2 separate regions of the Homo sapiens genome follow, and region 2 is linked to region 1. Evidence: chromatin loops called from intact Hi-C (ENCODE). Cell type or tissue: CD14-positive monocyte. All regions are shown on one strand. Each heading gives the region's core, and the rest is flanking DNA. Links, peaks and the distances in the headings are about the cores only.

Region 1 (5,387 bases), core at 258-5,257:
GAGGCTGAGGCAGGAGAATTACTTGAACCCAGGAGGCGGAGCTTGCAGTGAGCCAAGATCATACCACTGCACTCCAGCCTGGGTGACAGAGCGAGACCCCATCTCAAAAAAAAAAAAAAAAAAAACGGCCTTTAAAGAACCCCTAGTAAATTATTTCTGGGCAACAAAATTCCCTTTTAGATGTGTCCCACTCAATTTCCCAAATTAGCTTCTTTTCTTCCTTAACATTTTGGGGATACACTGACTAATCTACACTTTCTCAACTCTAAGCAGACTCCTCCTTGATTAATATGTTGGATCCTTCAATATTTTTTCTATTTGCCCAGAAGTTTTTAGCCTCCTGACATTCGTCTGCAAATTGGCTCCAACGACAAGACATAAAGCTGGCTCTAAGGAAAACTGTAACCCAAAGGAACTTTTTCCTCTGTACCTTGCTTCCTCCTGGTGGCACCATTTTCCACCAAAAGCTGGAGAGAATCCTCCCAAGAAAATCAGCATTTTAGGTCAGTTTTTCTAGTAAAGCCAGCAAAATACAAAACTGTTCATATTAAGATATAAATAGCTGATGCCAGCTTAAAGTGCTCCTAGGCATTTGCATATTGCAAGACCCAAAGCTTGAAACTGTGGAGAAGCTCTGGTGTGTAACAGGTGGAGGGAGACCTCGTACTCCCTGAAATCATCCCATATGCCAGGGGCTCCTAAACTTTAGAGTGTATTAGCATCACCTGGAGGGCTCCTTAAAGCACAGATTGCTGGTCCCACCCTTAGAGTTTCTGATTCAATAGGTGTGGGATGAGGCCCAAGAATTTGCATATTTAACCAACTCCCAAGTGATGCCACTGATTGGTGGGTCACGCTTTGAGCAGTGCTGATTTCAATACTGCATGTTCCATGGACACAGGAAGACAGTCCCAGCAAGAACTGTTCACAATGCCCAGAATCAAATAAAGCCATAGCCCCAACCTGGGGGCAGGGCATGGCATGGGGGATGACCTAAGAGAACCTGAGTGGGTAGAATGGAGATTTTGGCTAAGTGGCCTTGCTTTGCAATTCTTTCTGACCCAGGCCAACCAGGAAAAGAGACCCTTGAGCTTGGGGCACTTTATCAAGGACACCTTTTCAGAGTGTTTAGATTTGAGGATGGCTAACCAGCACTCTAATTGACCTCAGCTGTCACATTGGTACACAAAGATGTTGCTCAGTACCCAGGGACCCACCATCGGGGGTTTATAGATCAATATCCACACCTTGAACTGCACTTGAAAGTAAATTAAAACCCACACAAACTGCACCGTGAACAAGCCAAGGTGTGAGCAATGATTTGCAAAAACTCTTCAATTAGAGTTAATCGGAAATGTCTCTTGCTTTTTTTCTTCCATTCCACCTAGAATGCTAGTGATTTTATTTTTCTTTCAGACATCGCAGATGTTGTTTGGGGGAATCGTACAACACTATCTAAAAACCTGAACTTTGGAGAGTGTATACAAATTGGAACCTATTATCAAATAGAAAATATGTAAGTCAATTTATGTACCCACAAAACCTAAGGAAAACAGTCACTAAAATCCAACTTGTCTTCAACATGGATGTTAGTGATGTCACTCAGCATCCATATTATAAGGGGGTGTGAGAGAGAGAAATTGAGAGGCGATATACAAACTGCCTCCTTACTTCTCCACCTATAAAAAAAATAAAGAATAGGCCGGGCACGGTGGCTCACACCTGTAATCCCAGCACTTTGGAAGGCCAACGCAGGTGGATTACAAGGTCAGGAGTTCAAGATCAGCCTGGCCAAGATGGTGAAACCCCGTCTCTACTAAAAATACAAAAAAAAATTAGCCGGGCATGGTGGTGGATGCCTGTAATCCCAGCTACTCAGGAGGCTGAGGCAGAGAATTGCTTAAACCTGGGAGGCGGAGGATGCAGTGAGCCGAGATCGCGCCACTGCACTCCAGTTTGGGTGACAGAGCGAAACTCCATCTCAAACAAACAAACAAACAAACAATCTATATATATATACAAACAAACAAACTACATATATATATATATATATATATATATATATGGTTTCAATTTCATACAGTGAAAAAATTTAAAAATGTGAGGGGGTTGCCGGGGGGGCGGGGACAGAGAGCATCAGGATAAATAGCTAATGCATGCTGAACTTAATACCTAGGGGTTGGGTTGATGGGTGCAGCAAACCACCATGGCACACGTTTACCTATGTAACAAACCTGCACATTCTGCACATGTATCTCGGAACTTAAAATACGATGAAATTTTTTTTTAATGTGAGACATACTTTCAATGTCTCAAGTATGTCTTTTGGTATAAAATACATCTAAATTAATTTTTTGTCTCCATGGAATTGGAGGGCACACCACATAGGTTTTTCAGACTTGGAAAAGCATAGCTTCTCTCTGCTACTCTCTCTTCAGCAGAAAACTTCCTAAGGAACTTTTGAAAGTCGAACTTGGCTATAACTTCTACTTAAACACACATGTAGACTTTTGAATGAACATAAACATCTTTTCTACATTTTGTTTTCTTCTTTTACTCTAGTGATTTCCACTGTGGTTTCAGGCTGCTCAATGCCAAGCTGTGGGCAATCATTTGCTAAATCAGTTAAAAGGCCTTCAAGTTAAGCAGTAATTTGGACTACAATAGTCTGTGGTGGTTTCCCAATACAATCTTGGAGACGGAAAGACAACACGTCACTTCTCTAAAAGTTGCTTCTGTTTTCAGAGCTCAAGTGCATTTTAGGTGCCTGGAACCATGACTATCCCAGAACTATAAAATTTGGCGGAAAATTAGATCAATTCACTTTTTATATATTGTTCATATTTTGGAAAATGAATAGCTTCCCTTTTCTAAGCTGGAAAGTGTGCAGAAATGATACATTAAAGTGTTTGGGGTTAAGAATCTTACATTTCTTGAGTCTATTTAGATGCAAAAATAAGAGTCAAAATCTCCACCACCAACTCATTCTTGTAAAAATCCTTAAATGGAAACTTCTCTTCCTCACCAACTTCCCTAATCTAATGTTCATTTTTTTTTCAGAGAGGTGGGAGACAGGAAGTTGAGAAAGCTTAAAATTCTAGTCTCCCAGAAATGGTCACGCAGTAGTTTAACAGCATTCAGGAAACTGAACCCATTTAGCCAAACAATTCAGTGAGGATCCACTGAATGCCCAAAACCATGGTAGGTACTCTGAGAAATTAAAAGCTGTTTAAAGAGACAAGATTAGCACAAATGTAGAAATGGGAGAATGATGGTTGATGGTATTTGATCATGTACTACATTGTGAGATGTTATTATAAGGAAGAAAATTTGAGTTTTTTTTTTTTTTAAAGAAACAAGATCTCACTCTGTCATCTGGGCTCGAGTACAGTGGTATAATCATAGCTCACTGTAGTCTTGGACTCCTGGGCTCAAGCAATCTTCCCATCCCAGCCTCCTAAGTAGCTGGGACTACAGGGACATACTAATTTTTAAATTTTCCTGTAGAGACAGTGTCTCGCTATTTTGCCCAGGCTGGTCTGCAACTCCCAGCCTCAAGTAATCCTCCTGCCTCAGCCTCCCAAAGTGTTAGGATTACAGGCATGAGCCACCACGCCCAGCCCTGAGAATTTTTGTTCCTATAAAAATTCCAGACTTTGTATCTAGAATCCTACCACAGAATTCTCTCTTACTTGGCTGAGAATGAATGGAAAGCAGGGTCGGCGGGGGAAAAGGAATAGGTTTGATGTCCCAGGCACTATATATAGGTACTTGAACTTAATCCCTTAACTTCTCTAAGCCTTGGTATTTTGCCCCATGAAATAGAGATCAGAATACCTACCTCAGAGTGTAGTGAGGATTAAACAACCCAGCTAAAACCCATAGTATGGAGCTCACAGTTGAAAGTAAAATAGGGCTGGGTGCCATGGCTCACGCCTGTAATCTCAGCATTTTGGGAGTCTGAGGCAGGCAGATCACTTGAAGTCATGAGTTCAAGACCAGCCTGGCCAATATGGTGAAACCCCAACTGTACTAAAAATACAAAGATTAGCCAGGCAGAGTGACACATGCCTGCAATCCCAGCACTTGGGAGGCTGAAGCACAAGAATTGCTTGAACCCAGGAAGCAGAGGTTGCAGTGAACCAAGATTGTGCCACTGCACTCTAGCCTGGGCAACAAGCGAGACTCTGTCTCAAAAAAAAAAAAAAGTAAGTAAAATAGACAGTAGTTGTTATTATTATGACATGATCTGATCCTTCTCATCACTTGGCCTAATGTGTTTGGAGCAAAGAATATTTCACCTCTCCAGCCAGTGCTATGGGTCTCCAGTGTGGGTCCAAAGACCCAAACTTTCAACATCCTCTTCTTAATTATTTCTGTTTGGGGTTTGACATACTGATCATTCTGTTCTATTCCTTCTCTCCTTTCTGTATTTCCCCCTCAGTACTAGATTTAGAACCTCTCTTCAGTCTTTCTATTTTGAACACATTTAATTTTTGAAAGAAGAACTTCTTACATTTGAATAGGCTAACTTTTCAAGACGCTTGTATGCCCCTTTTCATTTGGCTCTTATAAAGCCTTGTGACAGAAATAAGGTCAATATTTGTTTTCTCATCTGTAATGTAGGAACAAGGCACAGAGAGATTTCACAATTTGCCTAAGGTCACAACATGAGACTCTAGCAGAGCCAGGATGACAACCTGCTTTTTCCTCACCCACAGTTCTGCGTGATTTTCCTAAAATGTTGCACCTAGAATTTACTGCAGTATTTTGTTACTTTGCCCGGAAACCTTTAAGATCATAGCCTGATGCTGTATGGAGCATAGTGGGCATTCATACACTTGTTTCTCAATAAATATCTCCTGACTAGGTACCAAGCACTCTTTTAGGCACTAAACATAACCATAAACAAAAGAGACAATTTCTATCCTCATAAAATTTACGTTCTACTTGGGAAGAAAGACAATAATGTTTTGTTTATTTAGCAAAATATTTGGGTTCTTAGATATTGATAGGGAGAAAAATAAAGCAGAGAAAAAGGATAGAAAGTGAGGGAATTCAGCCGGGAGCAGTGGCTCACGCTTGTAATCCCAGCACTTAGGGAGGTCGAGGTGGGTGGCTCACTGAGGTCAGGAGTTTAAGACCAGCCTGGCAACATGGTGAAACCCCATCTCTACTAAAAATACAAAAAATTAGTGGAGCGTGGTGGTAGGCGCCTCTAGTCCCAACTACTCAGGAGGCTGAGGCAGGAGAATTGCTTCAACCTGGGAGGCGGAGGTTGCACTGAGCTGAGATGGCGCCACTGCACACTAGCCTGGGCTAGAAGAGTGAAACTCTGCCTCAAAAAAAAAAATAAAATAAAATAAAGTGGGGGAATTGGCCCTGGT
Region 2 (5,387 bases), core at 66-5,065, 75 kb before region 1:
TCCCTTACATGTATTTGGCTGCTACCAAGGTACTGTTCTTGGCGCTCCTGTCCTCTCTCACTGTGCTCCTCTGGTCATCTCTCCTTCTGATATTTACCCAAATGTACAGCTTCATCCTGAAGTACCTGGCCTAGAAGTCTAACAGATACGTGGAACACACCCTCCAATATTGTGCCTTGAAATGCAGTGAAAGAAAAAAGAGAGGCAGTGAGTAGTGTCCAACTTAAAATGGTCTTTTAAAGCAACCTACAGAGCAAATCTAATTTTCTGTGAAGTTGCTCTATCTTCAAATGTCATGAAGATCCAACAGAACTCCAAATACAGTCTTTGGGTAGTGGATTGGATTAGACATTGTGTATTTCTTCTATTTGTAAAATGAGCTCCATGCAACCCCAAAAGAGGAAGAGAGTCAGCAATAACCTATTGTGGCTGGATTGCATGGGCAAAAGAGCAAAGCCAAATATGGCAATCTCACCAATGTGCCCAGCCCTCAGATCTCTTATAGCCCAATACTTTGTGATATCTACTTTTTAAAACTGAGGCTATGCATGCATATTTACAGTAAAGTATATTGATCTAAAGAATACCAACTGATAAATTTTTGTGTATGAATACATCTGTGTGGCTACCACACAAATTAAGATACAGAATAATTTCAGCCCCCCAGGAAGTTCCCACATGCCCTTTCCCAGTCAATACTGCTCTCCTGTCTGCCAAGTAACCACTCTTGTGACTTTTATCATCACTGATTACTTTTGTCTACTCAAGATCACTTAAATTGAACCATACAGTATGCACTCATTTGTTTCTAGCTTTTTTCACTCAAAATAATATCAATTCATCTGTATTTTTGTGTGTGTCAGGAGTTTGTTCTTTTTACTGCTGTGTAGTATTTTGTTGTATGAATACCACAATTTATTCATCCATTCTCCTGTTGATGGACATCTGGATTGTTTCCAGTCATTTGTTATTGAGAGTAAAGCTACTAAGAACATTCTTATACATGTTATGTGTTGTTATGCATGCACTTGTTTCTCTGGTGTATATATCCAGGAGTGAAATTGCTGGGTCATAGGGTAGGCATATATTTGCCATTATCAGATATTGCCAAATGTAGTCCAAAGCAGCCATACTATTTTATATTCCCACCAGTAGTGTCTGAGAATTCCAGTCATTCCACACATCCATTATGGCCAAATCTTACTCCAACTAACTCCATTTACAGCAAAAGATTTTATGGCTTTTTTGTCCTATGAATTTCAGAATAAGTTTTTCTTTCAAATGTCATCTCTATTCTAAAAGGAGGACATTATTACACGAACATCTCATTTCATCCACCAAAGAGAAAGAAGTTATTTTTTTCCCACTGCTTCAATTCTACAAAGATCTCTTACTAACAGGCATGTACCCATAAAGAAAAATAAACAGAAATATAAATTGGTAAAGTAAAAACCTGACTTACAAAACTCCTGGCTTAGGAAATTGTTTTAATTTGGTACACATCACTGAGACCATCCACTTACCTATCTTAGTTAAATAACGCCATTTGGCAAATAGCAATTGTCTCAGAAGATATCATCACTCATATAAGAGCAGACATCTAGCCAATGTGCCAGAGGAAGGACTAGCAAGTCTGGTTCTCAAACTGCCCTGTAAGACACCCCCATGTGGATTTCGGCATAAGTGGGCTTTTCGTTGTCATTAGGAGTTTTCCTCCCCCTGGCTGTTCAGAAGTTTCGATGAAATTTTTGTGATGTTTCTAATGAAAGATGGTATTTGCTTACCCACCATTGAAGGTATTTCCTCGGCAGGAATGCTGTCGAACATGTTGCATTCACAACATGACACAAAGTATAAAAATCACAGAGAGACTAATTACTGGAAGAAAATTACACCAAAAGACCTATTTCCTCATGATAAAAATGACAGCCTGGTGCCCCGTTACCTGGCCTTTTCAGGCAACTAGCCTGTGCAACATGGTTCTAGTGCTTTGCATTACAAACCATGGTAGAGGAAGGAAGCACTTCGGTCCTGTAAGCAGCTCAGTGAGAAATCAAGGTGAGCTGTCAGTTAAGTGAGGTATAATTATAAGTCTCATTTCCAGTATTTATGAATGTGACAGACAGTAACCGGGGCTTACAGGCGGCTATACATGGGACCATTGAGTAAGTCCTTCTCTCTTTATACCAACATCTGAATTATCTTGAAGCTTTGACATTTAGGGCCGACAGCCCAGGCCTGGCCCAGCCAAAACTGTGAAGTGAGGCCCACCCCTCTTTGCTCACTGTGCTTTGTCTGTTCTCATCACCCACCTCATACTAAAATGGTCTGTTCCTACCCCCATCAAAAACCTGTTTAAAGAGATAGAAAGTAGTCTTTTTCCTCCTTAAGATCCTAAATCACTTCAAATCATTTCTCTTCCAATCAAAGGTCACATGTTGTATTATTCCATTTATATGAAATGTCCAGAATAGGAAAATGAACAGAGGCAGAAAGTAGATTAGTGTTTGCCTGGCACGGGGAGGGTCGAAGGGAAAAAGGGTGACTGCTAATGGGAATGAGGTTTCTCTTTAGCTGGTGAAAGTATTCTAAAAAATATTGTGGTAATGGTCACACACATCTGCAAATATACCAAAAACTACTGGATTGTACATTTAAAGTGGGTAAATTGCATGGCATATGAAGTAAATATCAATAATGCTGATTTAAAAAAAAAAAAAACACTTAAAAAAATCTGTGGGTTTTTTTCCCAATGCAGAAAATTGCAAGCATCCAAGAATAGGTAAGAAATTTGGGAAGTAGAGAGTGAGCAGGGAAGAACAGAAACCCTTCCTGTTCCCCTGAAATCACCCCATAGGTCAATACTGCTAATTATGTTAGAAGAGGGGAATCCTGCTTGATATTAATCAATGCCGTTCATACTTTTTAAAGCCATGACTGTTTTGATCAATATAAATGTCTTATGACTTCTTCTGAGAAATTTGAAAGTCCAAAATAAGTTAAATGTTATGATTACAGGTGAGTCAAAGAAATTATAGCACAGTCTCTCAGAGACAATGCTGTACTCTCTTCACTCATTCAGAATCATGAGACAGATTAAGCACTGAATTACGTTCCTAAAACATGTAACTTTCTCTTTATATCATATTATGTCAGAGCTGGAAGACACTGTAGGATGCTCCCTTTATCTTTAAAGATACTAATCTGCCAGACGTGCATATGAACTTAGGGTTCAGACTAAACAAGAGGAGGAAAGGGGCCTTGAATATGGTTGGGAAGGGCCAGAGGGAAGAATGGATACTGGCAGTTGTCAAAGGGAAAGAATAGAAACTACTGGGGATTACTTGCTGGTAGAAGAGCAAATTTGAAAAGAAAGGGGTCTGTAAGTAGAGGCAGAGATTCAAGCTCGGATACGACCATTCCCTCCGATATTATTCATTGAGAATATATCACTCAAGCACACCCTACCCTTCTGGGAGGACATGGAATTTTACATTGTCTGTAATTGATGGTATTACAAAATTGTTATTTTTATAGGTATGATAATTCCAGTGTAGTTATGCTTTTTAAAAGAGCCTTACCTTTTAGAAATGCATACAAAAATATTTATAAATGAGAATACTAAATATATGGGATTTGTTCAAATAAATCCAAATAACTTCCCCTATAAGAAGCAGGAGGGTATATAGGTTAAAGAAGATTGGGCATGAGCTAATAATTGTGGATTCTGGGTGGTGGGTACAGGGAATCCATTATATCATTCTGTATACTTAGATATATGTTTGAAATTGTCATAATAAAAGAAGTTCTCAACCACATGGAGTATCTGAGACAGGATTTCTTCTCCTGCCTTAGAAAACCAAAAAAAAATAAATATATGAAACAATTCTTTTCAGACATTGAGTAACAAGCAGTGTATGGAGAAAAATGAAGTGAGCCCTACAATTGCCCCAGCTCATTGCCGGGAGACAGTGTCCATGTGGTAGTACAGAAAGGAGGAACCCAAATGAAGCTCAGCATTCTCACTACAAGGTGGAGACAAAGATTGGAGCTGAGGGAGGCCAAGGTCTGTAGAATGTACAGGATAGAGTACTGCAGAAGAGAGAGCCACACAGAGAGCGACAGCATGCTCCAGAAATCTGAAAAGCTGTCCCTTGGCTGCGCATGCGTGAGGGGAAACTATAGAAGGTCAGTGAAAGAAACACTGGAAAGCAGTAGGTTGAAGAACTCCTGAAGCTCACATGGGGCTTGGTATTATTTGTGCTTCCAGCAACCAGACTGTGGAATACACAGAACATAAGGTAGAGTGTTCAGAAAGATTTTGCCTTAGTAAGGAAGCTAAATTGATCCTAAACTAAAGGCAGATTCAAATCTAACCAGTCCTTGAAAGGATCAGATGGATTTTAAGTATTCCCTTTAGGACTAGTGTTCCATTATTGGAATGCTAAGCATGTGGGAATTATTTACATTCTACTGCTCAAGGTCATCACCAAGGTTTGATTGTAAAAATTCAAAAAATTGCAATCTCAGGCATAAATGGGTTAACTAGGTGCCACAATAAATCCAACACGTTTTTTAAAAATACAACAAAACCCAGGATCCAGCAAAGTAAAACTCACAATGTCCATCACCTAATCAAAAATTACCAGAGATGCAAGGAAGCAGGAAAATATGACCATATCCAGGAGAAAAGTCAGTCGCTAGTAACAGAGCAAGAAATGACAGAGATGATGTAATCAAGGGACAAACATGTTAAAATAGGTATTGTAAGTATGCTCCAAATGTTTAGGAAGGTAGAAGAAAATATGAATAGAATGAGGAGAGAAATAGAAGGTGTAAAAAGAATCAAAGGAACTTCTTGAGATGAAAGCTAAGTATCTGAAAATTTTAAATAATACACTAGATTGGAAAATTACTGAAGAAATTATCAGTAAACTGGAGATATAACAAGAGAAACTATCCAAAATGAAGCACAGAGGGGGAAAAAAGACTGAAAAAAACTGAACAGCGTATCATTGACCTGTGGGAAAATTTCAAACGGTCCAACGGAGTTCCAGAAAAAAAGAGGGTGAAAGATAAAAAATATTTAAAGAAATAATGGCACAAATTTTTCCAAATTTGATATAAACAATAAACTCACAAATCCAAGAAGCTCAACAAACCCCAAGGAGAGTGAACATGAAGAAAACCACACCAAAATCTCACCAAAATAAATTGCAGAAATCCAGGGGTAAAAAGAAAATCTTAAAAGAAGCCAAATTAAAAAGACACATTACATACACAGGAATAAAAATAAGAATTACAGCAGATTCCCGCCAAAATCCATGCCAGCCAGAAGGCAATCTAGCAACATATTTAAAATACTATACTGAAAGAAAAAAAAAAAA

The links. A loop is a pair of places that touch in the nucleus more often than their neighbours do. Peaks named below come from ENCODE experiments on the same cell type or tissue, not always from the same donor. Only the 100,000 strongest peaks of a DNase experiment are listed, where the experiment ranks them.
Region 2: a loop joins it to region 1, with 2.3 times the contacts of the local background. A loop is called at or near these places in 2 of 110 quality-filtered maps.

What each region holds. Positions count from the first base shown.
Region 1 is chr18:56,566,523-56,571,909 of GRCh38, forward strand. No RefSeq gene overlaps it. Among named protein-coding and RNA genes, the nearest start is that of TXNL1, 69 kb to the right of the region's middle. In CD14-positive monocyte, for the core only: no CTCF peak of the experiment used is centred there; DNase peaks (open chromatin) are centred at 2,699 and 3,089; H3K4me3 peaks cover 1,657 bases; H3K27ac peaks cover 3,341 bases.
Region 2 is chr18:56,491,918-56,497,304 of GRCh38, forward strand. No RefSeq gene overlaps it. Among named protein-coding and RNA genes, the nearest start is that of TXNL1, 140 kb to the right of the region's middle. In CD14-positive monocyte, for the core only: no CTCF peak of the experiment used is centred there; no DNase peak of the experiment used is centred there.